Regions from separate parts of the Mus musculus genome. Here regions 1, 2, 3, 5, 6 and 7 are each linked to region 4. Evidence: chromatin loops called from intact Hi-C (ENCODE). Cell type or tissue: left cerebral cortex. All regions are shown on one strand.

Evidence for each region. A loop is a pair of places that touch in the nucleus more often than their neighbours do. Peaks named below come from ENCODE experiments on the same cell type or tissue, not always from the same donor. Only the 100,000 strongest peaks of a DNase experiment are listed, where the experiment ranks them.
Region 1: it touches region 4 in a loop (3-fold over the local background); 9 of 42 quality-filtered maps call a loop at or near these places.
Region 2: it touches region 4 in a loop (2.9-fold over the local background); 7 of 42 quality-filtered maps call a loop at or near these places.
Region 3: a loop joins it to region 4, with 3 times the contacts of the local background. A loop is called at or near these places in 5 of 42 quality-filtered maps.
Region 5: it touches region 4 in a loop (2.9-fold over the local background); 2 of 42 quality-filtered maps call a loop at or near these places.
Region 6: a loop joins it to region 4, with 5 times the contacts of the local background. A loop is called at or near these places in 28 of 42 quality-filtered maps.
Region 7: a loop joins it to region 4, with 2.5 times the contacts of the local background. A loop is called at or near these places in 2 of 42 quality-filtered maps.

Annotation. Positions count from the first base shown.
Region 1 is chr2:134,548,444-134,552,443 of GRCm38, forward strand. All of the region lies in intron 1 of Hao1 (hydroxyacid oxidase 1, liver), which reads right to left. Among named protein-coding and RNA genes, the nearest start is that of Hao1, 3.9 kb to the right of the region's middle. In left cerebral cortex, a CTCF peak has its summit at 1,531 (motif pointing right); a DNase peak (open chromatin) is centred at 1,521.
Region 2 is chr2:135,273,570-135,277,569 of GRCm38, forward strand. All of the region lies in intron 9 of Plcb1 (phospholipase C, beta 1), which reads left to right. Among named protein-coding and RNA genes, the nearest start is that of 4930545L23Rik, 60 kb to the left of the region's middle. In left cerebral cortex, no CTCF peak of the experiment used is centred here; a DNase peak (open chromatin) is centred at 1,800.
Region 3 is chr2:135,255,503-135,259,502 of GRCm38, forward strand. The region is part of intron 7 of Plcb1 (phospholipase C, beta 1); the gene reads left to right. Among named protein-coding and RNA genes, the nearest start is that of 4930545L23Rik, 42 kb to the left of the region's middle. In left cerebral cortex, no CTCF peak of the experiment used is centred here; no DNase peak of the experiment used is centred here.
Region 4 is chr2:134,784,145-134,788,144 of GRCm38, forward strand. Plcb1 (phospholipase C, beta 1) reads left to right here and starts at 2,020. Exons shown (of 32, transcript NM_001145830.1): 1 at 2,020-2,487. The coding sequence starts at 2,389. In left cerebral cortex, a CTCF peak has its summit at 1,886; DNase peaks (open chromatin) are centred at 1,957, 2,499, 3,320 and 3,675; H3K4me3 peaks cover 2,344 bases; H3K27ac peaks cover 1,904 bases.
Region 5 is chr2:134,892,382-134,896,381 of GRCm38, forward strand. All of the region lies in intron 2 of Plcb1 (phospholipase C, beta 1), which reads left to right. Among named protein-coding and RNA genes, the nearest start is that of Gm39941, 23 kb to the right of the region's middle. In left cerebral cortex, no CTCF peak of the experiment used is centred here; DNase peaks (open chromatin) are centred at 1,271, 1,865 and 2,611; H3K27ac peaks cover 2,077 bases.
Region 6 is chr2:135,322,555-135,326,554 of GRCm38, forward strand. Plcb1 (phospholipase C, beta 1) reads left to right here. Exons shown (of 32, transcript NM_001145830.1): 13 at 56-140; 14 at 3,069-3,246. Among named protein-coding and RNA genes, the nearest start is that of 4930545L23Rik, 110 kb to the left of the region's middle. In left cerebral cortex, a CTCF peak has its summit at 1,606 (motif pointing left); DNase peaks (open chromatin) are centred at 1,229 and 1,586.
Region 7 is chr2:135,092,510-135,096,509 of GRCm38, forward strand. The region is part of intron 3 of Plcb1 (phospholipase C, beta 1); the gene reads left to right. Among named protein-coding and RNA genes, the nearest start is that of 4930545L23Rik, 120 kb to the right of the region's middle. In left cerebral cortex, no CTCF peak of the experiment used is centred here; DNase peaks (open chromatin) are centred at 466, 786, 1,891 and 2,107.

The sequences.
Region 1 (4,000 bases), 240 kb before region 4:
GACAAACATTGGTCTGCATTTTTCATCCTCATACTTCTGCTTTTTAAGAATTTTGTGTGATGGATTCCTACAGTAGACAGCCTTCTGAGCCTGACATGGTGTCCTTGATAGCCATCCATGCTGGTGTGTGCATCACTAGCTTGTACCATCGGGCTGATCCATTTCACCTCCTGGAGGGAACCTTCGTTGCTTATTCACTACTGGGGTACATTAGGATAGTTCCATTTTCTATAGATGATAAAGAGAGTCACTATGAACATCCCCTTATAGGCTTTGGGGTCAATATAGATCTTATTTTACTTTCCCCAGATTTAGATGATGATATACAAAGTCCTAGAGATTATATTCAGATTGGAGAAGGTATGGACCTTCCTTCTGTAAGACAGAAGAGCTCAAGGCAATTGTTTTGAAAATTGTGAATATTTTCTTCAAAGTTATTAACTAAGTGCTGTGTCTGCTGATGAATGAACATAAGAGAAGAGTTAGAGCTTTGGTTAAGAGTATAAGCTTTGGTTACTTGTTTTGTTAGTCAAGCCCCTTCCTCAGAATATTTAATAGAAACTAAAACTCTTAATTCTTGAAATTTATTGTAAATGATTTTTTCTGTGATTCCTCAAAATCAGAACAGAAGTTAATAAGTCAAATTGTATCAGTAAACCTTATGCGAAACTAACTTATCAGCAGAATGTATATTTCCTATTTGCTTATGTCAATTAGTCTCCTCATTGCAGGCAGACTAAAACTAGACATTATTAAAATAAATACCTTGTTTAGACATACTTACAAGCCTAACCAACAGTCCTGTATATTGATTTTCTAGATTTAACTCTAATTCTCTTGAGGTTGAGATTGTTCTTGCAAATATAGTGAAGAGTGACTTCATATTGGAGAAATGAGGGGAAAGCCCTTCATTGAATAAAACCTGTCTCTGGGGGAGGGGGAGGAAGAAGAGAAGCAGCAGCAGCAGCAGCAGCAGAAACAGTTCTATCCTGAGGACCTGCTCGACGTCTGCAGTCTAACATTTGTCACACAGTAAACTAAAACAACCCATCCCTGAATGAGGTGATAGAGAAGTTTAGCATCTGGTTTCTAAAACTAGCTGGTTGGTAGGTTGGTTGGTTGGATGACTGGTTGATTGGTTGGTTGGTTGGTTGGTTGGTTGGTTTCTCCATAAGCTGTTCTTTGACCATCATAATTGTCATGGTTTTCCATCACACCACATGTTCTGTTCCTGGAAATCTGCTGCACAGCATGGACACTTACAGCACGATTGTCTGCTCTCCAATGTGAAGGGGGAGAGGCAGAAGCCATGGAGGGGTTTCTCATTACCAATCATCTCTAAGAGTGTTGTTGGAATGAGAGGAAGAGATTTTAATAGAGGGGACAGACACACCGGCTTTGAAAGGCATTAACATCAATATTTACGTATGACTAAAAGAACAATTGAAGACTTTATGAGGACACACAACACTCAAACCAAGACTCCTTCTGTCAATAAACAACAACCTTACACTCGTCCACTTGGTGGCGCAGTCACCTTAATAATTGCATGCTCACACATTCTGTAAATACATTTTCTGTTTCAAATATTACAAAGACTCTTCAACACCTACATTTCTGGGCAAAACTAAGTAAATCAAGTGAAATGGGGAAGGGTACATCTTGTAAAGTATCCTCCAGGTTTGGGTGTTTTACAAATAACAATAGCTTTATGAGATAGTCTCAAAGAATTTTTGACTCTCACTGAAAACTACCCCAAATTTAAATGGCTATCACCTCAATTATACAACAAATAACTCTTTGACATAACCTTATGTTTCATTCACTGCTGTCTACTTTGGGAAGAGCCTGTGAAGATGGAAAGAACAGCTGGACCATTGAGTAGCAAACTTTTTTAAAAACCAAAATGAACAAAGGAAGTTACAACAGGACTCCCAGCCTACACTTCACATAGAACAAAGGTCTAAGTTCTAAATAATCCAAAACTCAAGAGAGAGACATGCTCCCGCAGACATAGCCACTCCCTGAAAGATCCCAAATTCCATAGCACTGAAGTCTTATGGCTACTTACAACTCTAAACCACAGGGTTTCTTCATCTTAACTTTTCTCTCCACAAATTTAAAGCAAATGATTGCAAATGCTCTTTCCTCGTTTTTTTTTTTTTTTTTTTTTTTTTTTTCATGGATCAACGGAGAGATGTTGTGACAGTTCTGTTTATGTAATACTGAAAACACCACTAGCGAGTTTGCAGTGTTTCCCATGTAACAAACTGGGGCTAGCATAGCTTTTATCTACCAGAGAGTTGTCCTTAAACCTCCCCTTTGTCAGTGTCAATCAAGATGCAGCAGCAAAGGGGCAGCTTCTAATTCTGAAGTTATGATCCTGCAAAATAATCGAACTGTGGAGGAAGTCTCCATCAGGAATACCTTCAAAAAAAGCCAGGGCATGTGACAAACCTGGGTGGGGAGGCTCCTTTACGTCAGTGTGTAAAAGAAATGGTGTAGTACACTTTCTCAAATTAACCCCAGTCCGGTCAGTCCATTCAAAATGAAGCCCCTTGGCATTCTGAACTTTGCCTTATTCTTACATATTTGCAGCAGAGAATTTCATTCTTCTGGGTGGTTCAACTTATTTATCCTTTCGTGATATTATTTCTGGTCATGCTAATGCTAGTCCCAAGTCTGACCAAGAAACATCTCCAGCTAGCTGTTGGTCACACAAGTGGCCCAAGTTTCCAGAACTCTAAAATGTGGTTGTCAGATCTGTGTGCTGATGGACAGTGCTGGTGAGGATGCTCCCGGATACTTGTGGGAAGGAAAGGGGATGAACTTCACAAATGCCTTTGACCTTTTGTTATGTCTGATTGTTTTGTAGCCTTTATTGGAAACAGAATGGGAAGGCCCAGTGTGACTTCCTTCCTGCTATCAAGCCAAGGCGACCAAAGTCAGCCGAAATTCTCTTAGTTGCATATGACCAACTCAATAGAACAAATCAAGGGATTGTGGGTCAAGCAGAGAACCACAAGGCAAGGGAGAAGTTGAGATGTCAGAGAAGGGATCAGACTTGACATTTGTTGGAGTACAAACACTAAGAACCAGTTGTCCTTTGAAGAACTTTGCTCAAGGCCTTTTTATTTCTTTTTTTTATTTATTTATTTTTATTACATATTTTCCCCAATTACATTTCCAATGCTATCCCTCCTCCCCCATACCCTCCTCCCCCACTTCCCTACCCACTCATTCCCATTTTTTTTTTTTTTTTTTTTTTTTTGGCCCTGGCGTTCCCCTGTACTGGGGCATATACAGTTTGCAAGTCCAATGGGCCTCTCTTTCCAGTGATGGCCGACTAGGCCATCTTTTGATACATTTGCAGCTAGAGTCAAGAGCTCCGGGGTACTGGTTAGTTCATAATGTTGTTCCACCTATAGGGTTGCAGATCCCTTTAGCTCCTTGGGTACTTTCTCTAGCTCCTCCATTGGGAGCCCTGTGATCCATCCAATAGCTGACTGTGAGCATCCACTTCTGTATTTGCTAGGCCCTGGCATAGTCTCACAAGAGACAGCTACATCTGGGTCCTTTCGATAAAATCTTGCTAGTGTATGCAATGGTGTCAGCGTTTGGGAGCTGATTATGGGGTGGATCCCTGGATATGGCAGTCTCAGAATTATCAAGTTCCATGAAAGATGTGGCACTTGTCTTTTCCAGTTGTATTATCTGTGCCATGGAGAAAAATTAATCCACACTTAGGATGGTATTCTATTGGGAGTGCTACAGAATTCATAGAAGCCATGGGACTCTTCTGGTTGGTTAAAACTTGGACACCAAGACTTCTATGCCTCAGAATGTTTCTAGAATTTCTAGTGTCAGCAAGGTAATCTGTCTTACTGTTCTTTGCTTCTTCTCTTATGGTAGCTGTTGTGGGGAGGTATTTTATACCATGGAAGTATAAATACCATGGGTGTATTTATACTTATGGATGCTAAGTCAATGTATAGTTGCT
Region 2 (4,000 bases), 490 kb after region 4:
TCATCAGTGCTACTTGAAACACTATCCCAAAAATTTGTTTTCATTGTTATTATTATTGTTGTTGTTATTATTATTATTATTATTATTACTACTACTACTACTACTACTACTACTACTATTACTATCGCCGTGTGCATACTTGAAAAATCAAATGTCTTGTTGGAGTTTAGGAAAATGTTTGACATCATGGCAGACTTAAGCAAGTAAACTCCACCAAGGAATGAAGCCCTCCTTGCTCCATCCTTGGGTTGTTCTCCTGTGAAATTAGATGACACCTGCAGTTTAGTGACATGGGTGTTCCTCTCATTTCCCTTGCCACACACTTTCCAAGCCTAGTCAGCAACATCCGCCATAACACTGCAGAAATTCCTCTCAATGCATTCATAGCCATCCTGAAATCCCTGGGAACTGTAGCTCAACCCTGAAGTACATGCCCTACCTTCTCCCAGCATCTCCCTTGTTACTAATCCTGATGCTTGCACCAGGGGTTCTTGTCACTGAGGGACTTAGCCATTTAGCATTTAACTCTCAGATCACAGAAGGAACAAGTAAGAAAGAAACTCTACTGTGACTGAGGCTCCTTCTATTCTCCCTCTTGCCCTGAGCTGCTCTAGAGTCCCATGTGGGCTCTCCCAACAGCAGTTCTTAGAAAAGAGATACAGTGCTGACGTTGTGTGTCAACATTGCATCTATAGCCTTGGTTCTCAAATTTGCCCTTGCCAGAGTACTGCTTTCTCTGGGTTTCTTTTAACAAAGTATTACAAGAAAACCGTGTGTAGAGGGAATAAAACTGCCAAAAGCACTATTAGGATTACAAGAAAAGAAGCTAGTGTGTCCTAGAAGTGTGTGGTGACAGCCCTCCCTTCCCCTGTGTCTTCTGCAGGCTGCTGCCTGCTCCTGCAGGTGCTGTGGCTCAAACCCCAGGAGATACAAGATGTTCAGTTGTAAAACTGCTCATCTGCAGGAAATATTGACCGGTTTAAAGATCTGCCTCACAATTAAGGTGTGTGCATAGATTACCCACACAGCACCTGCGGGAAAGACAGAACTAAAACGAAGGAACAAAGCCAACTTCTCCCAAGACAAAGTCAAATGAAAACTATATGCCTTAGCTAATTCTTTCATGTCTTAATTTACTGCGACCGAGGAAGCCGCTGAAAGCTGCCCTAGCATTGTATTGATTAGAATCCTACTTAAATTCCACCTATTGACTTTCTAGCCCCTGTGGAAGGTTAGGGAGGAATGGCACTGTCCTTCCTCTGTGCATTGAAAACTGCTCTTCACTCTGAGACTCTTATCTTCACAGACCTCTCTGAAGTATTTGAAATGGGCTAAGAATGGGGGGGGGGGAACAAAAGCAAATAAATGAACTAAGACCCCCCCCCTTTTGCTGGGACAGCCATGGTATGCCTACTGTTGCCTGGTACACCGGGTAACTTCCAGCACCTTCTTTCTCTTGTTGCTTTTCCTTCATTCCCAGAAGGCCTGGACTAATAGGGGAAGCAGAGGCCTAGCCCAGGAAGCCTGTGTTTTCCTTCTCTGGCCTTTCCTTTGATGACCTCAGTGTTTGCTCAGCAGCTAGACACTAGCCAGAAACTCACAGCCTTGTCTTGTCACAACGAAAATTCTTTCTGTTCAGAAAATAGCCATACAGGAAATGTAAAAATAGTAAAAGGCAAAGGCGAATGGCAGCCTCAAGGAAGGAAAGGGACCCTGGTAGGCCAAGACACCTACGGTACGCTGTGTCTTCTGGGTTCTTCCCTCATCACAAAAACTTTCCTAAGATGACCTGCCATTTCATGTGTAAAGTCTTCAGACTATACAAATAGCTCTTTTCCCTTCCACGAAACTTACTATCAGGATATGGTGATGACAGTCGCCGCTGTTACACCTCCCACCTTTCCGCTGTAGAGAGATGGGACTCTGTTTCAGTTGCAGAGAGAAGGCTCTATTTTCACTGTTCAGAAAGAGAAACAGCTAGGCAAGCTGACCTATGCTGAGCCACAGGCAGTTTGTCCCCAGCCCTGCAATCCCCAGAGTATCATTCACACCAAAAAGGAGGAACACACACAGAATGTATGGAACAGACAAGTCGTGATATGGTGGCTTGAATATGCTTGTCCCATGGAGTGGCACTATTAGGAGGTGTGGCCTTGTTGGAAGAAGTATGTTGCTGTTAGGGTGGGCAATGAAACCCTAGCGGCCTTCAGATGAAGATGTAGAACTCTTAGGTCCTCCTGCTCCATGCCTGCCTAGACACTGCCATGCTCCCACCTTGATAATAATTGACTAAACCTCTGAACCTGTAAGCCAGCTCCAATTAAATGTTGTCCTTTATAAGAGTTGCCTTGGTCATGGTGTCTGTTCACAGCAGTAAAGCCCTAACTAAGACACATGATCACAAGGAAACAAGACTGGATAGTCCATGTTAACACCCAACTGAGGAACTAGATGGCTATCAAATGGAAGCCAGAGATAACTGAGGATTTCTTTAAGAGACTTCAGCAATTCTGGGAGCTAGGTCTTAATTCCAAACCCTTGCAATCTTTAGAACTCCAGTTTTAAATATATATAAAATCTCCAGACTTAGGAACAAGACTTAATTTTGGACAAGAGATAAAAATCAACTGCGTTACCCAATACTGCAGCTAACATGTAGAAAATGAACCATTTCTGTATACTGTATGCTGTATACTCATGTTCCTATATGTTCTTTTCTACATTTCCTTAGGAACTAACTCTGAAAAACATAAATTGGAGTCCAAAAACATTTGAGATGTAATCCTTGGAAGCAGTAGAAAGGCCACAGGACTGAGAAGGAGGAAAAGGCATTCAGAGAAGCTCTGTTCTCACTGTGCATAAGCAGAGCTCAGTAGTGGGGCAAACATTGTATTAGTATGTTGGGCATCCATCATCCACTGTGTTTGAGGATGCTATAGGAAAGTCCTAACTTCCAGGAACTCCCAAGTAAGGCATCAAGTAGGGAGATGCAAATGGAAGTTGAATCATATTTCCTCCTAGACAGTGATGCCACCTACTACAGTCTCCCTACCAGAAAACCAAATGTTTATCTTGATTGCAGTAATTTAAAAGAATTTTCCACCTGGTGGCACAAGTCTGTGATGCTGGCTACTTAGGAGGTTAACATAGGAAATCTCAACTCCGTGACCTGCCTGGGAAGCTTTTGAGGCATAGTCTCAAATTGAGAAAGTGATCTGGGTGGTGTAGCTCAGAGGTAAAGCACTTAACTAGCATGTCTGCATCCTAAGTCTGACCCTAAGTACAGAAGAAAACAACAAGCAGACCAATCTCCACATACTCAAAGAAGAGGCCCTCCCTGGTCCAGGCTGTCCACACAACTGCTTTCTTTGCCAGATACCTGATGCCAGGTCACAAACATTTTGATTTTAAAACCACGGACTGTGCATCTAACTTAAGAACTGCTGGAATTGGTTATAATGGCAAAGACGTATAATCCCAGGATGATCTGAAAGCTTAGGAGGAGGAAAGTGTTGTTTCCTGCTTGTGCTTCCAGAAGTCTGCAGAGCAGGGTTCCCATGATGGATGGACAGTCTCATGACACTTGAAACGATAGGATGGTTCTGTGTTCCTTCTCAGAAAGTTTGGGAGAACACACAGCTGGGACTGCCTTTGTGCTTTGGAGTAGATGGGATTAAGGAGAGTGAAGGCTTTGCATCTGTAAAGTCAGGATCCATTTAACTTAGACATCATGGTCAAGGATCTAAAAGACTTTGCCTCCTTTGTGTTGTGGTCAGAACCACAGAGCAGTGCACTCATGAAATGCAGTAGAGCTCCCTCCCTGCCCTCTGAAAGCCTCAGTTCAAAGGGTAGATCTGCACCCGGGCAATCCTAGGCTCCACTTGCAAATATAAGTAAGGCTGTATTTTAAAAAAGAAAGGGGACAGAGGATGATGATGACCTCGGGGTGCATGTCTAGCATATAAGGGGGTGGGACAGAGGTGTTGCTTGTACTAGAGGG
Region 3 (4,000 bases), 470 kb after region 4:
ATTCTGGAAATTCAGTCAATAAACATAAATTGAGTCTTTATAATTTACTATGACTATTATAGTCTTACATTTTCAGCCCAATATCAACTGAAGATGATTTAAAGGAAAATGAGATTCAAGCAGTAGGAGTTATGTTTAAATTGGAAAAAAATACTTATCTTAAGCAAATTAAATGTAATGACAATTTTGTGAAAATAAACTGAAGATATTTTAAGATACAATCAACCTCCATTATAGTTTTGAAAGATCATTATTCATTGTAAACTATAATTTATCTGCAGGACTTGTAGAATTCAAATGCCTTCTTTAAGATGCACAAACCCAAGACCATTTCAAAAACAGGAAATAAATGTTTCTGTGAGCTGTCTCCAGCACATCACAAACACTTTTCAACAATCCTGTGGTCATCTCATATGTACAGAACAGTAGGTATAGGGACTAGTCACTGCTTAACTAAAAGATCCAGAGTATATGCCTGTGGGTATTTTACACATTCCAGAGAAGGAAGGGGCTCACGTCAATGGTAGATGATTTTGCATAAGTGGGATTCTGCTTCATAGCCAGCCGTCATTCAAACTGAACTTAATTGTGTTCTGTAAATAGCCACATTACCAGAAATGCTGTGGATATCCTGTTGAGATTTTTTAAACATTATCTTTGTGCACGTTGTTAGGAATAATTAATGCACTTGAACTTGTACCCTGGCTGACATGGTTTGCTGGAATAACACATTGCTTTAGAGGGTTCTCCTTTGGAGAGTACAGTCACTAGCCTCAAGTTACCCTAATTGGTAAAAAAGTAATATGATACCTAAAATGAGACAAAGCAATTACTGGCCTTCTATTAATAATCCAAACATATTTTCCAGTGAGACCTGTGAAAACCTTTTCATATTCAGAAAATTACTATTCTACCCACAAGCTCTCTGAGAATTGAAATAATTTATCAGTACCAAATTCCCTTGATTTAAGGCTTATTAACTTGAAAGGGCTTGGTGACATTTGCAATTACACTATAGTCTTGCCATGACATTGGCCTGTGCAGTTGCATTTCAATGAAGAAAATAAGAAATAAATCCATATATTTGTTTTAAATATAAATTTTACTACAGTGTGTAGGGAGATATGCATTAAATACATAGGGAGACAAGTTATTTTCTGCTTAAAGACTTGAACGTATCGTCTAAGGAATGCTATAGATAACGTTTCTAAAGGAATGCCTCTGTGTAGCTGCAGGCCAGTGCCTTAAATTCTGAAAACAAACTAGAAACATCATCATTTTGGAGTGGAAGTTTCTAAAATCACTATATTAAAATTATACTTCAAGAATTGGCACAAGAATTCAATATACAATGAACAATTCGTTTGTAGTGGTTCCATAGCTTCTGGCTAATTCAACGTTTGTTTTATGATTCTAAGACAAAATATGCAAAAGGGCTGACTGTCTAAAATGTACTGGTTAATAATGTACTATAAAACACTAGCTAGAGTGGGCAGGTAGCTCATCAGCTAAACACTTGCTACTCATCCAGAGGACCCAGGTTTGATTCCTGGCGTCCACGTACAACTACTTCTAATTATAAGGAATCTGACACCTCTCTGGTCTGTGGGTACTCGACATGCATATGGTTCACAGACATACATGCAGGCAAAATATCATACACATAGAATAAAATACTAAAAAGAAAATGATAATGATGATAATAAATCTATGGGCTCTATTAGAGTATAATAATTTAATAAAATGTAGTTTAAAACTCTTTGAATGTTAAATACAAATTCATCATAAAATGATTCTTTAAATACACAAGTATGTAATGCAGAAAAATAAAACTACCATCCTGAAATGAATATGAACATTAAGATCGTGGGTTTATGGTGTGAGTTATAGTTTCAAACCACTCGGACTCAAAGTGTGCCTGCTGCCACCACTGTAGCTGGCTTACCAAGGACCTCGGGAAAATTTTGAGACTTCCTAGCACCTTGTTATGTCAGTAAAATGTTAACAGTAAAAAGTAGTCCCAAGGACCAAATAAAAATATTCAGGAGGTGCTTGCTTTGCAAATAGCAAGTGCTCCATATTAATGTGTGTGGTCCTTTTGAGTATATTATGTATATGCACATACACAGTCGATATGTATCTCCTATATTTTATTTATTTCACATGTGGACATGATGTTACCAAGATCATGGGATCTGGAAATACTATTGCTGACATCAGAAATTCTTAGCGTCATTTCTCTGTTAAGACTGCCTATGTAAGAACATAATGCTGGAGAGATGGCTCAGTGGTTAAGAGCACCGACTGCTCTTCCGAAGGTCCTGAGTTCAAATCCCAGCAATCATATGGTGGCTCACAACCATCCGTAATGAGATCTGACACCCTCTTCTGGTGCATCTGAAGACAGCTACAGTGTACTTAGATATAATAATAAATGAATCTAAGAAAGAAAGAAAGAGAGAGAGAGAGAGAGAGAGAGAGAGAGGGAGAGAGAGAGAGAGAGAGAAAGAAAAGTGTCAGCCCTTCACATCTGCCTTAATGCGTCATGCTTCCTACACCAATTGCCCTAATTCACACCATAATACTTCAAATTATACTAACATTCTTAATTTAATCTTTAAAAGTCCAAGTCATGGTAGCAACAGAAGGTCACTAAAGGTGTTTTATATTAGATGTCTGAAACAAGATTCCCTCTTTTAGATCAGATACTTGCATATATTGCATATTACATATTATATATACTAGACAAGTTCTAATATACATCATATACACATACAAATACATATCCAGAACAGTGCAAGTTCTAGCCAGTGCTCAAGGAACAGCAGAGATAATTGTGCAGCTGAGAACACAACACAGATGAGTATTGAAGTATGGGATGAGAACAGAAGTACAGAGCGAGGAGACAGTGCACCCAAGGGGAAGGTGTGTCTGTTCAGAGAGAGACACTGAAAACTGACAAGTAAGAACTGAGGAGTCAGACAGTGGCGGATGATGCTCTTCGATAAGATCAGCTTGTGTCTGCTAGATGATGCCAGGGAGAGAGACATTTCCTAGTAGAGTAGGGTATCCCACTTGGGGTTCATAAATGCAATGAAATTGAATGTACTTGAGTTAGGTAGCAGTACCATTGAAAATTTTTTTGCCAAAGATTTTAAATCTTCCTCTCACGGCCAAAAAGTTGGCCAAGTCAACTTGCCTATCTGGAAAAGCAAGAGAAGTTTGTGTCTAACTCAGACAGACAGACACTGGCATCCTCCAGTCAGAGGCATTCCTTTTCATAAGCAAAATACAATTCTGGAGGCCTATAACTGGGCTGCTCCTGTCTCCATTCTATGAGTGGCAAAACACCAATAAAGTCCTTCAGGAGGATTTCTGATGTTCTTAAACCTGAGCTCTTGAGCTAATTTCAAAGCTGTGTCTAAGCATCCCAAGTATTGTTGGTACAGAGATCTTTCGTATGTTCTTACGCATTGTTTTGTTTTCTCAAAATCCATTTTTCTAAAATAGTATCCTTTGCTTCCTATAAATGAACTTAGACAAGGAACTATGACTTCATTTTTTTCATTCTGCAAACATGGGAACTCCACTCTCGGCCAAGTGCTGAGCTACATTTTCTGCTCCGTTAGGAAGCAGTGTACAATTTCAAACAATGATTTTTTTTAAGTGTTCTATTAAAATACAGTTAAAATATATGACTATGTTTAAAAGGAAGGGTGTTTTCTTTCTTCTGGGGACTTGAAAATAAAAATAATCATCCAGGCACATACCTGAAATAGGAAGCCGCGTGAAAAATGTCCTTCCTGTTAACAAAGGCTCAGATCCATGCTTCCGGTTTCCATGGCAGCCCAACCAAACACAAAACATAAGTCATAGAAGTGGCCTTTTATATCAGTGGCTCACTTCCCAAACAATGGGACAATGAGCAATAAGAAGCAAATAATTGCTGGGGCTTTTCTGCCTAGGAAAGTGTTTTACAACATAACAAATAATGGAACCC
Region 4 (4,000 bases):
TTGATCTATGAATGTATATTTAGGTAACATTTGGGATTTATACCAGAATTCTATACATATCAGGTAAACCACTGGGATTCACCCTTAGATTATTTCTATTTAGTAGTCTTTTGGCTGAGTTTATAAAGTTTGGCCCACAGCGACCTGGTGTACTGGCTGGTTTTATGTGTCAACTTGACACAAGCTAGAGTTATCAGAAAGGAGCCTCCATTGAGGAAATGTCTTCATGAGCTCCAGTTATAAGGGATTATTTTTTTCAATTAGTGATCAATGGGGGAGGTCCCAGCCCATTATGGATGGTGATATCCCTGAGGACTATAAGAAAGCAGGTTGTGCAAGCCATGACGAAGCAAGCCAGTAAGCAGCACTCCTTCATGGCCTCTGCATCAGCAACTCGCTCCAGTTTCTGGCCCTGTCCTGACTTCCTGCAATGATGCATGTAAGCCAAATAAGTCCTGCTCTTCCCAATTTGCTTTTTGGTCATGGTGTTTCATTGCAGCACTAGAACTTGAAAACCAAGTACACAAAGAAAAAAGATTGAAAGCCATCTTTCTCTTCTCTCTCTCTCTCTCTCTCTCTCTCTCTCTCTCTGTGTGTGTGTGTGTGTGTGTGTGTGTGCATGTCCTAGTGTACCAAGGTGTAGGTGTGTAGGTCAGAGGGCAACTTTGAGGAGTCAGTTCTATCCTTCTACCATGTGGAGTTTGAGGATGAAACTCTGGCCATTAGGCTTGCTGGCAAGTGCCTTGACCGTCTAAAACCATTTTACTGGAGTCTCTTCTTCATACTGCTTCTTCTTTTCCAAAACCAACCTTTAGGGCAGTGTTTATTAGAATAAAATTCACTCATTTTATGTGTCTAGTCGTACAAGGTTTGTCAAATGTAAATACGCCGGTACAGAATCTTCCCATCATTCTCAAAGGTTCCCCTTGATGCCAAATTTTGCTCGCTACTGGCCACAGGTACCTGTTCGATCTACTTTCTGTCACCACAGAATACCTGGATTATTTCTACAGACCCTGCAGAGGGCATCTTGTTGCACGCTCTTGTTTGGCTTAAACTTTGTGTGATCATGGATATGTTCTGGAGTCTCTGTCCCTTCTCATCATGGAATAGTTTGGGGAACTTAGAAACTTAACTAAACTTTGTTTTTTTAGTCACCTATTGTTTGACGTTTACAAGTTTCAGTTGCCTTTACCATTGCTGGACAAGTTTCCTTTGGGTATGGTTTCCTTTCTCTTGAGCAAACATCTAGGAGCAGAAGTTTTGGATTGTGTGATACACAAATCTTTAACTTTATTAGTGGTTATTTTCTGAAGTATACTTGCCACTTTATACCCCACCCTCCACCTTTGTGATGGACGGAGATTCTAGATGCTCTACAACCTCTAAAACACTCGACAGTATGAACCTTGTGAGTGAAGATGACATCCCTATACCTATGATTCTATATGACTCCCACCCTGTCCCAGGCCCTGGGCCCCACTCCTTTCATCTTTCTAAGGAATAAAAGCTTTGCTGCCCCCCTCCCCGAGCTTTTTATTTCCTAAACACTGTTTGTGGGCCATCTAGGTTATAGGCTTCAAACTTTCTGGCAGGACAAGTTTTCTCTGGAGTTCTTGAGCTAAACCTCTCAAGTGCTTCTCTATACAAAATAAGAACCCTTTCTTTGAAAAGGCCGGAAAGCACCAGAGAGAAAGAAAGCCTAGGGCTCTCTCCCCGTTCTGCCTCAATGTTCTTCTTTACATACTGGTTAGGATCTGATTAACCACTAACCATATCTTTCCCAGAAAGCCCCCCAAACGCCAGCCTTGGCTAGGGGCACCGGGCATGCTCAGAGGGTGTGCGGCGCAGGCGTCGGCTGCAGTGGGGCCCGGGAGCCGGGAGGTGCCGCTGCGTCCCCGCTTCCCGTTGCTGACCCAGCGCGCAAAGTTGGGCAGGGAGCTGGGGGAGGAGGACCGCGAGCGAGGGTGGCGGAGCAGGGGCGGGAGGAGCGGAGGGAGGAGGGGACCGGAGCGTGTCACTCGCGCGCTCCCTCTGTGCACAGAGGATGTGCTGAATGGTGCGCTTCCAGGCGGCGGCCGAGCAGGATCCAGCGGCGGGCGACTCGCACTGCCCGGCTCTGCTCCTCCGCGTCTCCCGAGGCTCTACAGTCACCGCGGGCTCCAGATCCTGCGTCCCGCCCGGGGCATGGCAGGCTGCTGTACCCTCGCGTGTCGTCCCGCTTACTAAGCGGCGCGGGCCAGAGGTGCGGAGGCCAAGAGGCCGGAGGCCGGCGGGCAGCGAAGCCCAGAGCCTGGTGAATCGAGAGCCAAGCCCGCTCGCGCCCGGAGCTCCGCGTCCCGTCTCCACTGCGCTCGCCCGGGCCGCCCGGAGCCCCGATGAGCCCAGATGGCTGGGGCTCAGCCCGGAGTGCACGCCTTGCAACTCAAGCCCGTGTGCGTGTCCGACAGCCTCAAGAAGGGCACCAAATTCGTCAAGTGGGATGATGTAAGTGAGGGGCGGCGCAGTGGGGTGCGGACCGGGCACCCTAGGGCGGGCTGCGTGGGGGTGGGGCGAGGGGCGCGTTATGCAATGGGGCGCTGGAGCGGGAGCGGGCAGCCTAGGGCGCACAGGTTGCCAGATGCCTGGGTGGGTGGTAGAGGGTGGCAGCTTTCCGCGCGCTCTCCTCCTCCTAGGGGGTTTAGAGTTGACATCTTTGCTGGGTCTGGCCAGCACCTCCTGAGGGACTTAAGTCTTTGGGGCCAGTGGAACCGAAGGGACATGTTTTACCCAGTGACAGGTCCTGAGAGTTTGAAAAGAGCATGAAGTTAGAAGCAGCTGGATAGCGCTGGAGAGTACTAGATGCATCCCCCACCACCTCAGCTAGCTAAGGCATCCTATTACCTCCTTTGCCCTCTTTCAAGAAGTACTAGCTACTATCCAGGTCCCAAACCTTGCAGTTACTGCTAACCCTTGAGCATTTTTTTAAAATGCTGGCCAAGCAGCAGAGGACACAGCAGTACAGCCGACAGGTGGTCGTTGATGCCAAACTTTAGCGCCTGACTGCAGAGTGAGGGGCCTTAGAAAGGGCTGTTGGTGCACACCAGAAACGGATTGGTGAGCAAACTAGTAGCTGTTGGGGCCGAGGAGCGCAGGATGGACTTAGAGACAGGGCCAGGTTTTGAAAAACAAGCTTGCTTAGGTCTTCACTTTGAAATAGACCCACAACTTCACCCTCCGGTTTACTTGCACCCGTTGCTGTATAGGAGAGATCCTGGCCGGCTCCAGGACTTCCTATGACCTCTCCCTTCCCTCCACCCTAGTTACCTTCAGAACACTTGAAGGCTTCTGACAGAAACCTCCAATGGAATGCACATTACCCTATCGATGTGGCTTCCTGGGTGTCATCCAATGGGTTTGATAAGAACCACTCACCCGAATAAACCTGAGCTGTCAGGATCTAAAGAGATTCCAGTCCTAATGATTAACACATCTCCTATCAGGAGCAACTGTAGGAGAATGAACCCGTCTTCTAACTGAAATGATTTCCCACCTCCGTAAATTACAGCCTGTTATCCTTCCGGGTATTTTACTTTAATCTTCTTAAGCCAATTTCCAGTGTCTGAAAACAATTTAAATATTCCAGGTAGTGAATCCAATTACTTAGATGAGTGCATCCGTGTCTATATTTTGTCCAGTTGGAAGCGCAAACTGAACTTGCAGTATGAGCAGAGCCACAGCCTCCTTGAAATCTCTTGCCAATTACCAAATGATGGAGGCAAGGATGTAAACACACCCTCTTTACCAAGGGCTTTGCACTTGTCTCCTTTCTGTCCCAGTCTAATTGGACCGGAGGCTGTTATAAATGGAATAGAATCGAAACAATAAATCAGACACAGATGAATTGTTTTTGTTAAGAAGACAAAAGGAGAGTGCAGTTCAACAAATGCAATGTTCTCATCCATAGACATCCTTAGGTAAAAAGCAAACAAAGGGGTGGATCTGAGAAAGAGGAAAAGGG
Region 5 (4,000 bases), 110 kb after region 4:
ATCAGTTATCTATTGCTGGGAAACAAATCACCTTAAAGAAAGTAATACTCTTTCCCTGTGTATTCATTGTCAATTTTGTCTGTTGTTGGCCTAAATTGGGTTTTCTTTAGTGCTTCTGTAACTGGCCGGGTAGAAATAAAGCTTCTAAAGAGACAATATGCCGCTCAGTCTGACTATCAGATTATGGAAATAACGGACCCAAGAGTATCTCCCGTCACAGAAATCTTGTGACGGGAGGAGGCTCCAGTCAGATGGGGAACTTTTTTTCTGAAAACACAAAACAAAAACAAAAACAAAAGCATAAGCAAAAGCAAAAGCAAAAAAGATTCATAACATGTCTGAACATTTCACAGAATGAGACTGAAGCCCAAACAAGGATCAGTGGTGGGCAGGACCACGTCTTAATAAGGACTCTTGGCATGTACCTAGTATTTAGTTTAATGTCATTTTAGAAATCTGAAGATGGACTGAAGAGGTCACCGAGTCTCTTTGTCTCTCCCAAATGTGGCCACATTGAATAAATCTACTTTTTTGTTTTTTTAATTATATTATTAATTTCACTGTTTGAATTGGCTTCTTAGGAATGGGTGGTCAAATGGCTTGTTGGGGTACAGACTGTGAACTCCAAGGCTAAGTTCTACAGGTCTCCTTACCTACCCTTCTTTCCTTCCTCCCTCCCTCTCTCCCCCCTCCTTTCCTTCCTGTCTTTCCTTCCTTCCTTTCTTTCTTTCTTTCTTTCTTTCTTTCTTTCTTTCTTTCTTTCTTTCTTTCTTTCTTTCTTTCTTTCTTTCTTTTCTCTCTTTCACTGGAGAAATGCCAATGAACTCTGTAGACAAATGTCCACACCTACCCTCTTTCTTGATTCTTGATAAATCCATATTTAAAAGAAGTTAATGTCGGAAGTAATCAAACCTATGCCTTTATAAGTTTCCTTAAGGAGGGCAGTACTGCTTCTCACTATGGTTGTACTAAGTAGTTTGAAGAGTGTGGTTTTGCTGATGGAAGAATTGTGTTTTCTGAGGAGATTCTGACGCTTTATTTAGATGAGCACACATTTCCCCAAAACTGTGTGAAGACACTGGTCAGTCAAGCCAAGTTTTGGATTGTTGAACCTTCAATTTAACAACACTCCTTTGTGTCTATTCTCTTTCCACAGATGCCTCGAAAAGTCCTAGTTCTAAGGACGATGTCACTCAGTGCCTCCTACATCAGTGGGATATAATTGCTATATTTAGCTCAAAACTTGGGCCAGAAATGCACACATTTCAATTTTGCTAATAAAATGAGCATATTCTGCTGAGAATAGTTTCATCCAACAACTTTAGAAATAACCGAATTGTAGAGTGGGTTTTATATATAGCCATTTGCCTCATACCGAACAAACTAAAAAGCAAAGTAGAGGATATCAGAGAATCAAAGCTCTTGGTATCTGTTCACAGAGTGATGCTTTCTATATGGATAATGGGATACTTCCTTGACCTGTGAATATCTTATCTTATTGCACTTATTGGGGTAACGTTGTGAAGAAGTTGGGGAAGCTGATGCGAGGGCAGTATGTCTGAGTGTGAATGTAAGCTCTGTATTGTGTTACCTCTCTATCACATAATGATCTTTTTATACTTACAGAGTAGAGATAATAGGAGTGGTTATACTGTAAGGTAGTTTTTGAGAAATGTATAGGTCTGGATATGTAGAGTTTATCGGACAGTTTCCAGGGTATCATGAAGTTCCTGGAAGAGTGGGATCAGGGTAGACTTCATCTGAGACCACTGTCTGGCTCTACTCAGTTCTCTGTATCACTGGTGTCTTTCCTCCCCCTTTTTCCAGCAGTCACTGGGGTTAATCATGTCCCTTCAGTCTCCTGTCTTAGCCCCCGTGGTTTGCAGCAACTCAGCTTAAAATACTTTATGGTGCTGGCTTGTTTTATTTTAGTCTATGTATTTTCCCCACTGAGAAATACTGGGCAAAATTTATATAAGACATGAGACATACAAAATGAAATGATGGTCAGGGTGTGTGCACGCGCATGTGTGTGTGTGTGTGTGTGTGTGTGTGTGTGTGTGTGTGTGCATACATATGCATCTAATTTCAAAAGTATGCAAACATATGCCTTTGATTATTCTTTGAAGAAGGGTTATCAACTTCTTTTTAGAAAAGACCTCTCACTTTGCCTGATCCTGCCAGTTAACTGTTCCTGTGGATCATTCAAATTGAGTCATGGGAAAGGTAGAAATAACAATGACAATTGCAAGAGATATGTAATATTGAAGTCAACTTTGATGCTGTAATGCATGCCAAATACTTTTCGGGAGGATTGTCTTAATATGTGTTGCACTTGTCCATTGAACCTTTCATAATCCAGAACTTGTAGAAATGAGAAAGAAAGCCTGATGTCTGACAGGGAGCCATGAGTTGTAGAACAGTCTCTTTTCATTCACCTCATTGTCTCCTCCATTGCCTTTTCACAAACTGCTCTTCTTTCTTAACTTTTCCTCCAAAGCTTGTTTTGTTGCTTACTGTTTTTTATTATTGAGCAAAAAATGAAAACATACATTCCGCATCTCCGTCAGGGCTAGGGGGTGAAGACAGAATGTTGGCTTCTCCCACATCAACACAGTGAGATGCAGGGATGCGGAGTACTCTGATTTCCTCACTGGATTGACAGCTCATGCATATGGCAAAATCAGCTTTCAAAACAAGTCAGCTTCAAGCAGCAAACAGCATCTTAAACATTTTTTTTCTACGATGCAAACTATTTTAGTGCAATTCTGGTGAGTTTTAACATTATTTTTTTTTTGTCTTTTCCAATGGGCAAGTTATTGATTAAAGCTGGAGACAATACATCTTAGTTCAAAACACTGTTCACCCATAGTTTTGGTTGGTTCAGGGCTTAACTGAAAATAATGTTTAGTTGTTGTTCTTGTTTTAAACACTTCGGCTGAATGATTACCCAATAATGTCCCCCAAAATGAACAATTTTGTTTAGTGAAAGTCAAATACTTGGAACTGGAGAGATGGCTCACCACTTAAGAGCACTTGTTGCTCTTTGAGAAAACTGGAGATGAATTCTTAGCATGCATCAAGGCTCACAATCATCTGTAACTGCATGTCTCTGTTGCCTGGTATTGACTTTCTAGTGTCTACTGATGCTGATGTTTATGGTTAAAAATCTCACTTTCGGCTAGGTGTATTGGACCACCAGGAACTCCCAGAACTAGGTAAGCGGAAGCAGGAGGATCTTGAGTTTACATTTGGGCAGCTATGCTGGCTAGTTTTATTTCAAATTATCATCAATTGAGAAAATGTTTCCATAAGATCCAGATATAAGCATTTTCTTAGTGATTGATGGTGGAGGCCGCCCATCCCATTGTGAGCAGTACCATCCATGAGCTGATTGTCCTGGGTTCTATGAGAAAGCAGGCTCAGCAAGCTATGAGGAGCAAGTCAGCCACCAGCACCCCTCAGTGGCTTCTGTGTAAGCTGCTGCCTCCAGGTTCCTGCCCTTCTTGAGTTTCTACCCTCATTGCTTTTGATGATGAGCTGTTCTGTGGAATGATGAGTGAAATAAACCCTTTCCTTCCCCAAGTTGCTTTGGTCATGGTATTTCATCATAGCATAACAAACCAAACCCATGTCTTGCAGTATGTCTCAAAATGAATAGTTTGTTGTAAGGTCTGTGGTTGTAGATCAACACATGCTCAGGTCTTAGGTTTAGTCCCAGGACCATGAAGTGGGAGTTAATAAAACAGAGCAAAACCAAATGTAACTTCTGATCCTTCCCTTTTTGAAAGTGAGATCTGTTTAAGATTCTTATTTCTGTCAATAGTATATGAAATAATTGATCTAAGTTTTTATCAACTGTCTGAGTCATAGAGAGACATTAAAGAATTAGAGAGCTGCTGTTACATAACTGGCCTCAATCCCATCTTGTACCCTTTTACTGAGAGAGCAAACAAACCTACGCAAATATGGAAGAAATTAGCCACCGCCTTTGCCAACC
Region 6 (4,000 bases), 540 kb after region 4:
ATACAAAGGACACCTCTCTGAATAAACCCCATAATTTCTTTCTTTTTGCTCTTAGCCCGAAGCAACAAGCCAAGATGGCCGAGTATTGCCGATTAATCTTTGGTGATGCCCTCCTGATGGAACCACTGGAAAAATACCCAGTAAGTAGCTGCACTCTGCTCCCTTGAAGGAGAACATTTATCAGTTACAGCTGGGGAGATATGTCCTCTCTGTAGATATATGATCAGCGAGATCTGAGCTGACTGGTGTCAGAAAATATGTGTCTGTTTCCTTTTCTTTATCCAGCCTTATCCCTCCTCTGCTTAAAGTGACACCATTAGTGTTTGTGAACAAATGTCTATTAACCCCCAAATAAGTTACTGAGGACAAGCCAAAGTAGTAATTCCACCAAAGTCTAATTTGGTACCAGGGAGTTACTTATAGGAATATGGATGAAAGGTTGTTGACAGTGGTGTGAATAACTCAAAGGTAACTACATAATCCAAAAGCCCACTTCAGCATGGGCATCAACTCATGGATGCTATATCCCTGGTGCTCCCTGCCTGACAAGTCAGCAGCTAGACCGGTTGAACAGTCCTCTCCCGATTCACACCCCACCCCACCCCACCCCAAGCAGTCCATACTGCTGGTATAATTAGGGAAAGAGGCCTTGAGAAGCTTGTAGGTTTCAGGAACTTCCTGAGTGTGTGAGATTTGTTGACTTCCCTTACTTCCGGAACATCATCAGCCTCCCTCTTTCCCTCTAGGAGAGAATGTTTCAGTTGTCAGTCAAGATTACAAAGTCCTCAGCAGTGAGAGTCAGCTCATAAAAGACAGTCCAAGAGGAGATAGCACTCTGTAAATACCACCATCTCCCCCCACCCCCCAATGGATCTTTGTCACACCCTTTGGAAGTGAATGCAAAATGTGGCAATACTGGTTCCTAAGCCTGTTTCTGCCACCTGCTGTCCACCACCTACATTTACCTTTGAGAAAACACTCAACTTCAGTTGCATCCATGAACCGATGAAATGCCCCAACTCTCCCCATGGGTATCCAGCAAAGAATAAATAGTCACTAAATACTATTTAAGCCTCTCTCTTATTGCTTATTTTTCCTTTAAACAAGATATTGGGGAGCTGAGTAAATCTGATTCCCTAATGGACAGTTGTGAGCCCTGCCCAGGGTGTCTGGCTGCTTGAACAGAGGATTGTCGGCCAAGTAGCCCCTCGTTAGCAGCCAGCTGGCCTGCCCTTATGGCAGCCTGACAGCCCTGAGCATTATATGCCTGCCTTGAGGGAGCTGTGCTGAAACTGCAGCTTCTTGCTGCCAAAGCAAAACGATTCTCGCTACCTCTGTGTTAAACAGCAGGCACCAGACTTCTCGCCATCACCAGCCTCAGCGACCTCTGAACAGCCATATTCACCCACGGCAGAGGGGAGCACAGTTCCTGGTGGCCCAGCAGAAATTTGTGGTTAGCGCAAGCACAGTACTTAATTGGTGTGGGGAATTCTGCAATGCAATGGGTTTCGGACACACCTGCCACGCCCCCTTCACCACTGTAGAATGGAAGCAAGCTGTTTAACTGTGACTCCACAGAGAGATGGCCTTCAGTGCTGCCCCCTGGTGTTGCAGCATGAGCAGTCCATAAGACAATTCTCTAGCCTGCTGTTCTCTTAAGGCTGAACTGGGGATAGGAAGAGGAGCTGGTAGGAGCAGCAGCAGAGTAGCACCAGATGACACTGGGATTCCAAAGAGTGACCAAGGTGAGGAACAAAGGTGCTGGACGAATAATGAACTGTAAAGAACAGGGAAGGGAAACTGGGCCGTATTTAATAGAAATCGTTACAAAGAAAGCTAAGCCTTAAGTTCCCAGGATCGAGACCTATAATACTAGGATTTTAGGTGCTCTGGGTCCTTACACCCTAAGCTCTTTCAGGAGATAGAGCACAAGCAGGCAATAGTGCCTTGCTGCTGATCACTGCTGCAGGAAGCAGAGGATCATGACAGCTGCCCAGTTCCAGACTACTGGTGGCTAAAGCTCAGACTGAAAGCCTGTCACCATGTCACCATACATCTTTAGCTTCTTAAGCCTAGAGCAGTAGAAGCCTGGCTCTCTGTGCTTGAAGCTATATAAGACATGGAGCATACGAACTCCAGGTCCCAGGCTCAGGTCCTCAGGGGGCCCAGCTTAGAACAAGGGAAGATCTTCTCTTCATCTCCCTGGGACTCCTGAGTAAGAGGACCCTGCCCAGTGGATGGGTAGCAGCCCCATCCCTGTTCATAAAGGCAAAGAGCAGCCAGAACCTAAAGAAGCCTCTTCTTCCTGGACACTTTGGCCCAGTATCTGCATATTTTCAAGTGAGTTCATACTGGTCCCCAGACTCATGGCAAGCAAAGGATAGAGGGCCAGCTTGTGGGACTTCAAAGGCCTCTCTAAAAATAAGCCTGTCTTGTGTCTTGCACATGCTCCCTGATACAGTAACTTATAACCTTCTCATGGGAAGTTGATTTCCCAGTATATGGACAAACTTGCAACAGTGAAGTAAGGCTCAGTAAGACAGCTCAGATCTAGGGGCAAGAGGAAAATCTGAAATTATGTCTGATTTGGCTGATGCTAAAAGCCCACCCGAAACCAACACAAGATGTTGCTGCCCCTAACGCTTTGTCTGAAACAGTGACTTATTTGGAAACTTTTACCCAACTTCAACAATTCTTTCTGTCCAATGTTTGGCCTTTTCCCAAAGACTCAGGTCAGAGATGATTTATGTATCTGCAGTAAAATGATTGGACTTGCAGGGCCCGTCAGAAAATGCCTGAGAGTCCAAGGTCAGACCATTAAATCTACCTGTACATTTCCGTGGCCTCATTTTTTTTTTTTTTTGTAGTTTCATTGTAGAAAATGAGTTAGGTCATTTAAAAGCATCTTTTATTTAAAACAAATGCAGGGCACAATTAGAATGCTTTCGTGAACTATGCTGAATATAGTAGATGCCAATCTAGAGGCTGTGCTATCCAAAGCAGTGGGATTAGAGAGGTGCCTGGAAGGAAGGACAGTATTTTTAAAGGCTGTGCTTTCTTTTAAATAGCTGGAATCTGGGGTACCTCTTCCAAGCCCTATGGATTTAATGTATAAAATCTTGGTGAAAAACAAGAAGAAGTCGCACAAGTCGTCAGAGGGAAGTGGTAAGAAGAAGCTTTCAGAGCAAGCTTCCAACACCTACAGCGACTCCTCCAGTGTGTTCGAGCCTTCGTCTCCAGGAGCTGGTGAGTGAGGGGCTGCCAGGCTCAGGATGGGTGGATTCGCAGATCTGCTGCTCTGAAATTGGCCTAGAAGGGCTTTCAGCTTTCAGCTTTCTCTCTTTGGATGGTTTATGTTGTGTTGCTTTTCGGTGGCACTCTTAACCACAAATTCTGTAGGTCGAAAGGTTTCTGAGAAAGCTTCTGGAATAAACCGAAGATGTCTTTCGGGAAGCTCTTAGGAAGGATTTTTCAAGCCCTAGAGGCCACTCACACCCACCGGCTCACAGGTCCCCCTCCCTCCAGCTTCCAAGCTAGTCATGTTGTTGTATCTCTATAGTCCTTCCTCTGTGGTCACTTTACTCTCTGACCACCACTTGAAACTCTTGTCAGCTCATAGCCTCAAGTTATCGGTTAGGCCCACTGAGAGATTTCAAGGCAGTCTCCTGCCTCAGCCTGATGTCAGATAAGGAGTCAGCTCATCTTTGGGTAGGTATTACACTGGCTTTCACGTGAGGCAAATCTGCTTTTCAGCAGAGTCTTGCTTCTAAACTTCATCATCGACCACATCAGCAGAAGGGAAGACAAGAGATTGGCAGACTTCTAATGCAATCATTGATGGGTTCTGGGCTTTGCAGTTCTCCCCTGTGTTATAAAGCACTTAAAAAAAAAAGAGTGAAGTGACAAATGACTTGCATTGTTTATGAAAGGGATTGGCATTTTTTTCTTTCACATTAGTTTGAAACTGACCACTTGTGAGACAAAAATTCAAAGGCCATTG
Region 7 (4,000 bases), 310 kb after region 4:
ACCAGAGAGTCACTGTCCTGTGTTGACAGAAACAATTTCTGTAAAATGTTCTCTCACTATGAGACATACATGCTCCATGGCGTGTCCAAGACCCATACTCAAATACTCACAAATAAAATGGAACAAAATATTTTCAATGGTTTTGTTTTTGAGTTGCGGTTTGAAAATGGGGGAGTACTCTAGAAGGTTCCCTTTACTCCCTTTGGACTGGAAATTCAAATTATTAAGTTGACGTTGACTACACATTCTTCACTCACAGTGTGGATTGGGTGAGAGAAGCTGACTGGAATTGTTTTGTGTGTCAGCTTCCTCTTTCAGTAGCAAACCTGCTCATTTTCAGTGAATGCTTACTTTTGTCAATCATTTTTTTTCCTCAGCCAGTTCTTCTCAGCTTGATAATGAAAAAGCAAGCAAGTTCATTTCCTTTCTGTTGACTTTCCTAGCGTTCCAGCCTTAAGGCTTTTGAAGTAGTCCTGATTTGCACGGAGCTTGTTTGGCTGTGTGAGTCATGCCTTTTATGCAGTTTGCATTGGCAGCTACATCTCCCAAATGGAATTCTTGCAATAAACTGTTCAAATAGGTCTTTTGTAAGTTTGCATAAAAGAATGTTTTATGGAAATATTTGACACAATTGTGTTTCAGAATTGGGTAGTTTCTATATATATATATAAAAAGGAACATGATATAAAGTTAAACAATGTAAGCAGGAAATGCTTGTTTTTGTTGATTCCACTTCCTCCTACACCATTCATGATGAAGAGTGATGCAGCAGGTTACAGTTTTAGACTGAAGAAGTAAAGGGAAATGATGAATATCCCTTGGCCCACAAGAGAACGCAGACAGAAGCCAGGACCTAAAAATATCTGTCTTAGAATGTATGATATGATTAAAGCTAAACAGAGGTAGATTTTTCTCACCTCGATATAGATTTGAGTGTGAAAATTTGCTGCCTTAATTTCTGTAAAGAAAAAGTTACTATTTGTAACGCCAACATATTGATTGTATTACAGTGAGGCATAATTGATCTTATTAGTTTGTGATAATATATAGTTTTAATAATAAAATTACACAGACAATGTGAAACATGTGTTTTACTTCTGTTAATTTTCTCCAGCTCTTGAATTGCTTTCAGTGGTGTCAGAGCAGCAGCAATGCCATTCTTCTCAAAAGGACAGAAGTTCATGTTGCAGGGGGAAGCATCAACCTCGGTGCCTCATAGGCCATTCACTTAGAGAGTGGCAGCTCTGACAAGCTCTGAGGGAGCCTTGGGGGCCCTCTGATTCAGATGGCTACCTGATGAACATCTGGACAGGTGCCCGAGGGCCTATGGTTTTAACCGATTTGAGAGACACAAAAGCAGCTCTAAGTTTCTGAGAAACAATTTGAGCAACGCTAACACCACAGCCTTAGCAGGGTTGCTGACTGCAAGTTGGTTTTAGAAGCAAGTATTAAAAAAAAAAAAAAAAAAGGTGAGACTGGAGTTAATGAAGACTCTAAGGCTCCTCCTCTTCTTTCCCTTCTGTCTGTCCTTCTTGTAGTGTGGTAGCTCTACCTTGGGTGTTTGAGGACATCTCATAAGCTTCGCATTCTGACTTCCATTTGGGAAAGGACTGGTGTGTTCATTAACTCCGGGTCTACCCTTATTACCTGTGCTGGCCTTCATACTTAGACTTCCTGTTTCTAGGCCTCTTATCCACCTTCTTCCTCAAGGTCTCCCTTCTCTACCTCTTTCTGGTTTGAATGTCTTCTGCATTTGTTAGTCTCTGCCTTACGTTTACACATCTTCCGAGCTCAGGGAAAGAGTCATCTCCACACACAGCGTCTGTGAGCACTCTATTGCAACTTCTGTAGATCCTTCTCCCACATTCACCAGGCTTGCTTTGTTCAAAACGTTTATCACACAAAGATAGTATCTTTCAGTTTGTCACGCTTTCTTCCCTTTTCTTAAAGGGATAGAGTCAGTAACAGAGGGGACTATGTCATGTTTTTGTCTTTAACTTCCAGTGTGCGGCATTATTGCTTCACACAATACATAGTCAACGAGACCCTGAGAAAGCTAAATGAAAGACTTGTTATTCAGAGGGTGGCAAAAGTATATCCCAGATCTAAAGTATTCAAGGAAAACTTATTCTCTGAGAATGCGGGGTGATCTATTTCTATTTTCCCTTGAAATGACAACAGTGAGCAGTGTTCTCATCTCCTACGCCTGGAACTCTTAAGAAAGATAGAGCCATCCAGGCAAACTAGTAATAGTCAACAGGCCACTGTGGAGGCAGATTTCATCTGCAGATATTTTTTGGCAAGAGGTATGCTAAGAGCATTTTCTCACCCCTTTTATTTATTTATTTGTTTTCCTGCTTGCTTAGTTGTTTTTCTTGTGCTCGAGACAGAACTCAGAGCTTCAGGCATGGTTAGTGTACGTTCTACCACAGAGCTACAGTCCCAGCCCTCAGGACAGTATTAATCATCACCTTCTATTGGCATAATTAGAAATCCAGCCAGGGAGAGACTGTGATAGTACACAGTATACACATAGCAAGTTGTCTGTATGCACACACACACACACACACACACACACACACACACACGTGTGTGTGTGTGTGTGCACATACACACATGCACAATCTAATCTTTTGTGCAGTAGTGTATCTAGTACCTTACCTATATATACTTGGGAAATGTCATGTTTGCCTTTATAATATTGCTGAAGGTTACCTATGAGGCAGTATGCTCATTTTGCAAGTAGAAAACTGACCTAGAAAGACAGGGACACAAATAAATAAAAGCTAGTTGATCTTGGGTCTGTATGCTGAGTCTGAGGTATTGACTGACTGATGATATTAGATGTTGGCATACAGTCTTAAATGCCTCCTGTAATAACATCAAATGCCACGTATATAATATATATGTGACTAAGGAAGCTAAAAATATAACTGTATCATAAACATGCTAATGAATTTAATTGCTTAGGAATGAAATGAAAATACAACATTTTTGCTTAGGCTCATGAATTTTATGAACAGAAACACATTAAAACTTAAAATAAAAAATAAATTTGCATTTTATTTGTGTTTTAACTGCAGCCCATACACGCCAACAGCAAAACGTTTAAAATGTTAAAAGTCATTAAATGCATTGTTGAGCATTTGAAATATCTGTTTGATATTTGTTATTGAACTATAAAATGATATATGAGAATCTCAGTAAATACAGTCTGTCTAAAATTAATTTTGGAAAGTAATTCAAAAGATAATGCTTTGCTTACAGTTCTGCCAGCAATTATTAAATATGTTTTGAGGAGAAAATTGCTATCTAATTTACCCATCTCTCTTTTGTCATTTTATACAAAACAAGATAAATATTCTTTAGTTTGTGAAGGCTGTTGACACCAGTTACAAGCCAATTAATTATAGATGAGTTACCCATGCATTTGATCATAAAATAAATTGGATGTGGCTGCTGGACCAAAGCTTTAGATTATTTTATGCAGATCAAAGCACATTTTGAGTAACCAATGGTTGCTGGGATCATCCATTCGGATGACAGAAAACAAAACAAGTACCCAGTAAGTTTATGAGATATTTTTGTTGGTAAAGGTACAAAATATGTTTTGAATAAATAAGCCAAGTATAGAAAAATATTTGAACTCATTATATTTTCAGTTCACTTAATGAATAGCCATTTGAGGAGCTCATTAGCAACAGAAATTTAGCCTTGCTTATTAAAGGGAGTGTTATTTTTAATCGCTGCATTAATTTGCTAACCTAGTAGATAATCTTTATTCACAAGTACCCAAGTTTCTCACCTCTTTTAGTATATAATATAATAATGACTTTGCAACGATCTTTTGGTTTTTTGGTCACTCACAGTTTATCTTTTAGGACACTAATAAAGCTAAGAAAACAATCAGTTCCAGTCATCAACTAAACAGCCAAGGGTTGATATTTGCATTTGTTTGTGTTTAACTTTAGAATGGCGTGTAAAATCTTAGATTCATTTG